Regions from separate parts of the Mus musculus genome. Here region 2 is linked to region 1. A link is a loop called in an ENCODE intact Hi-C map of the cell type or tissue named here. Cell type or tissue: left cerebral cortex. All regions are shown on one strand.

Evidence for each region. A loop is a pair of places that touch in the nucleus more often than their neighbours do. Peaks named below come from ENCODE experiments on the same cell type or tissue, not always from the same donor. Only the 100,000 strongest peaks of a DNase experiment are listed, where the experiment ranks them.
Region 2: it touches region 1 in a loop (4-fold over the local background); 29 of 42 quality-filtered maps call a loop at or near these places.

The regions. Positions count from the first base shown.
Region 1 is chr15:95,573,890-95,576,389 of GRCm38, forward strand. No RefSeq gene overlaps it. Among named protein-coding and RNA genes, the nearest start is that of Gm31551, 24 kb to the right of the region's middle. In left cerebral cortex, a CTCF peak has its summit at 1,038 (motif pointing left); a DNase peak (open chromatin) is centred at 1,010.
Region 2 is chr15:94,768,158-94,770,657 of GRCm38, forward strand. The region is part of intron 3 of Tmem117 (transmembrane protein 117); the gene reads left to right. Among named protein-coding and RNA genes, the nearest start is that of Gm25546, 88 kb to the left of the region's middle. In left cerebral cortex, a CTCF peak has its summit at 1,153 (motif pointing right); DNase peaks (open chromatin) are centred at 1,280 and 2,447; H3K27ac peaks cover 534 bases.

The DNA of each region.
Region 1 (2,500 bases):
ACAAACATACTAATTAGACATAATTGAGAATTTCACATGTCAGTTGATTTATTTTGAGTTGGTACTTAAACTTTTTATTTAATAAGTGTCTCATAGGGAGGCCGAATTCTGATATTAATTAAATCTGTAATATTTGGGGGTCAATTTATAAATTCTACTAAACGGATCCAACACAGCCCGTGGGGATCTCAAAACCAATGTACTTGCAAGCAGTTTGCATCTTTGTCTTCTGAACATATTTACAAGCAATTATTTTTGTTGTTGTTTTATTTTCGGGTTTGGTGAATTACAATGGCATAAGGAGATTTTGTTCTCTTGGATAGAAATCCGGAGGACACTAATTCAAATGCAAATTCACTGGGAATCTGCTGGGAAAAATTCTGTGGTGCTGGGGCGGGGGGGCATTCTGAAGACTATGCTGCTAGACTAGACACAGCTAACACCGTCCTTGGTGAGCTATCAGAGAGGTGGAGGGAAGGCAGACATGGCCCTTCTGTGAGTTCACAGCAATCACCATCTACACAGTGAATTTAAAAAAAATAGAAAAGATAAAAGCACCACGCCCATAGAAATTATTACAATAATTACCTACTATCATAATTATTATTTTAGACTTCTAAAAATGTCCAGTGTCCCAATAGCATTCAAGCTACAAGTGAGATTAAAAACTATCATCATGCTATTTATGATTCTTTTTAAAATGATTTCTAACTAGACATTATATTTAGCTGTCTTTATTTTCCTTGATAAGCAATTTTTCAAGTAAAAACACCAATCTCAGCCTGTTATCTCATTTCTGCTTGGAATCTAGGGTGTGTCCATTCATGTTGTTTGGCCGGCCTATGGTTGTAATTATGAGCACCTCCAAAATTGTGCGATGAATGTGGCCTACTATGAAATGGCTGTTTGTGTTCTCTCTTGGATGGCACTTTTATGTGTAAGGAAGAGGAAAGGGGGGCCTCTTTAAAAAGTACAGCACCAATTTGGGCTGGTACAGTCCAAATAATCGCAGGACTTTAGCGCCATCTTGTGGACAAAAGTATCAAGGGCAAGGCTTTGATCCCCTTAGAAAAGAAAAGGGATTGAATTTCATGGTCAATTCCTGCTTCATTGAATGATTGATTATTTCATGTGTCAAGCAGTAAATATCTCCATTATCCGATGTAATCTAGAAGCCAGGTGATTTTTCGGAGTTACAGAATGAGAAAAATAACAAGCTGAATGTCTTTATTAGTGGTTTCCCTGGAAACGGAGAACCAATCTGAAAAGAGATAAAGCCCGGGACAAGAATGAATGCAGAGGTCTCATCTTTTCCATTCCTCTTTATAAAAAAGAAAAGAAAGATGGAGCGAGGCGAAGGCAGAGTTTCTAGAAATTTGCTATGGAATTTTGCCTTTAATATCTGTCGTCAGAAAGAAGGGAATGAGCTAACCATGTGTGAGAAGAAGCAAGATCACAGGGAGGAAACATACATTTCTTCTCTTCCACTCAGTGCATCTAACCAGTTATCAAAATGCTGCTGTGAGCTACTTGGTAGCCTCAGGAGAAAACAAAACAAAACAAAAGATATGTGTATATATGCCATAAATACCTAGCCCGTCCTCGGGACACTTTAGAAATTGTAGTCACAGAATATTTCAAGGCAGAAGAAAGCTCAGAAGGACCGGGTGGGTCCTAAGCCAGTGTGAGAACTCATGGGATATTTTAGACTCTTACATGAAAGAGAAAGGGACGAATACTTTCCACTCACTTCCTCTCACCAGTGGGCAAACACAGATGTGCAATCCTGGATCACCTTATTTTCAACACACTTTCGGTACTACTGTGGATCCCGAGAGAGTGAGAGTGCCCAGGGCGCCCGCCCTCCCACCTATAGAATTAAACACCCTCTCCTGCTGTGCTCCCTGGCACACCATCCACACCCTACCGAGTAATTTGTATTAGTTATCTTTCCTCGATGCTCTGATCAAATACCTGAACAAAGTAATATAAGGGAACGCGGGTTCTGGCTCATGGTTTAGGGGTACAGTCCATCATCGCAGGAAAGACATGGTGGGGGACATGACGACACGATGCAAGACTATGATGATAGAACTGAAAGGCTCCACCAATTCGGAAGCAGAGAAAAAGGCTCCTCCTTTTTTTTTTTCTTTTTATTCAAGACTACAGCACCCCCCAAGCCGTGGGGTGGTGCTGCCACATTTGGCATGGGGATGGGGGTCTTCTTCCCTCATTAGCCCCCTCTGGAAAAACCCTCACAGACCCACCCAGTGTTTTTCACTAATGCCCTGGGAATGCCTCACTCCGATCTACTGGACCATCGATGTGAAGCCCGCTGAACTTCTGAATCATTATAGACATCTGTTTGCTTGTCTACTCCTAAAGAGTAATCAGCTCTTTGAAAAGTAAAGCTGCCTCACCCCTCACCCCTCACCCCTCACCCCTCACCCCTCACCCACGCCAGGGAAGCATGACATTTCGCGTATTTGCTGGGTGGAAT
Region 2 (2,500 bases), 810 kb before region 1:
ATAATCACTTTTCTTATTCTCTTTATCTTTTCATCGAATGTTTGTTTCCGTATCGTGGTGCTTACGGACAGTACAAAGATAAACACGGATGCACAGGTATCTCTGGTGTGTGTTGATGGATCTCTTCTGGGATCTACCCAGGGGTGGTGTAGCTAGACCCTGGGCATTTGTGTTTTAAGTTTTTTGAGGACTGTCTGTGTTGAGCCTGCTGAGTTCTAATGCATCCTCAGGTGTTGAGGAGGCTCCTGCACTTGGGGCAGAAACTTAGAAACCACGAGCTTCCACTTAGCTTCCCATCCTTGCTGCTTTGGACAGCAAGAGGAGGTCTCCGAATGGTTCACGGTTGAAAGGCACCAAGCACCTGCCTTCCTCTGAGGCTGGCTTCACAGGCTCTGTCGGGTCTGTGTTTTATTTATTACCGGTTTTCATTATTCCTCCTTCGTGTGTATTTCTATGTGGGTTCCTTTCTTTTCCCTCATTTTCTTCATTCTCTTCCACTGGACTTTCCTCACAACCTTTACTTGTTGTTACTTTATTTTCCTAGATTCTGTAAGTTGCTGCGATAGCTATGAGGCGGCAGCATGACTTAACTAAGCTTCTGGTAAGGATACCTTGCATCTAAGCCCAAGAAGAGCATCCTTGGTCCTCGGTCTAGAGGATTCCTTGGTTTTCAGGCATCTGGGAGCATTGGCAGCTCATTTCAGAAAAAAGATGACTATAATGATAATTTATAAATGAGGAATTTGAAATCTTAGATGTAGATAGTGAAGTTATCATGGGATTTTGTTGTTGTTGTTGTTGTTTCCTCTTTGGCAGCTGTGTTTCTCTATGGACAGCTATGAGATCTGTCTGTGGAAGGCGCATCGTCCAAAGGCAGGGGTATGGATTAAAAAACGAACACTGGGATTAGGAGAGACTCATACATATTAATATTCGTAATTCATTTATTGATTCCTCAAGAACATATCACTTTCATGCCAGGAACTAACAGACTAACGTTGGCAGTTTAATAGACTAAAATGACATTTATGAATAGATTCTAGGTTTAAGGATCCCAAATCCTGCAGTTTTGAGATTCTCAAACAGGTGCGCCTCATTCTAATACCATGGAAGGGCTGTTTAAAGGATGTCTATTTGTGTTGAAAATGTAAACCACTAGAGGGCACTGTGGACAAACTTTTGTCCTTGTCGCTGTATTGGAGAAAGAACCTGCCAGAATTTAGTCAATTACCTATACCGTATGGCCCCTCTAGATTCATGTGTTTGAATGCTTGGTCCATAGGGAATGGCACTATCAGGAGGTGTGGCCTTTTTGGAGGAAGTGCGTCACTGTGTGGGTGGGCTTGGAGGGCTTAGATACAAGCTCAAGTCTGGCCAATGGGATCCAGTCTCCTCTTGGCTGCCTGTGAGATCCAGTCTCTTCCTGCTGCCTTCAGACCAAGATGTAGAACTCCCAGCACTCCTCCAGCACCATGTCTGCCTGGACTTTGCTATGTTTCCCACCATGATGATAATGGACTAAACCTCTGAAACTGTAAGCCAGCCCCAGTGAAATGTTTTCTTTACCAGAGTTACTCTGGTCATGGTGTGTCTACACCGCAATAAAAAACCTAAGACATCTGTACTGACCCAAATAATTGTTTGCAAAGTACTTCATAACACAGAAAGCAAAGTACTTTATAACTCAGAAAGTAGCAAATATATAGTATATATAGTATATATATATATAGTATATACAAATATATAGTATATATGTTCATAAGTCCTCAATATGCCATTATACAGTCCCCAATATAATTGTAGAACTCCATTTTTTTTTGCAGTGGGAAATTAACAATAATGATAACACATATAACCTTCCTAATATGGCTGTACAGCCCGTGTGGATCTGATATGGAGATTTTAGACTCCATACATGTATATCATTCATTCTCAGAAACATAAACAACAACAAAATACCCAGAAGACACCCCCCCCCCCCCACGGGGTTCACTTCCGGTTTTGGCAGGGACAGGGTTCATGAGTTCTGTCCCCAGGGCCCACTTGACAAATTGGCTTCCTGATGGCCGCTGCTCCACTTCTTCTGTGCTGTACTCTACCATTTCTTGATTCTTCCAAATTTCAACCCAGCCCATGGAGTTGTCCCTTATCCCCCTGCCCCAGGATGGCAAGCACAGTTTCTTATAATTACTGTCCACTGTCCAGCAGGAGCCTTCACTCTGACCATTCCTGTGGGAGCTGGCCTGTCCCCATGGTGCTGTAGAGTCTCTGTCTGCCTGCCTTGGAATGTGTCCCCAGGCTAACATCATCGTTACTTCAGAACCTTCACTGCTCGAGCCTGTATTTCAGCTGAGGATTTTAAACTATGTAGGAGAGAAAAATGTGAGTTAACAAGAGATGTGACAGGGAAGTGCATTTCAAATAAGCAGCCTAAAGCCCAGGGCTGGCGGGCTTAGGGGTGGGGCAGCATGTAGTAAGTAGCGCAGAGTGGCTCAGCTGG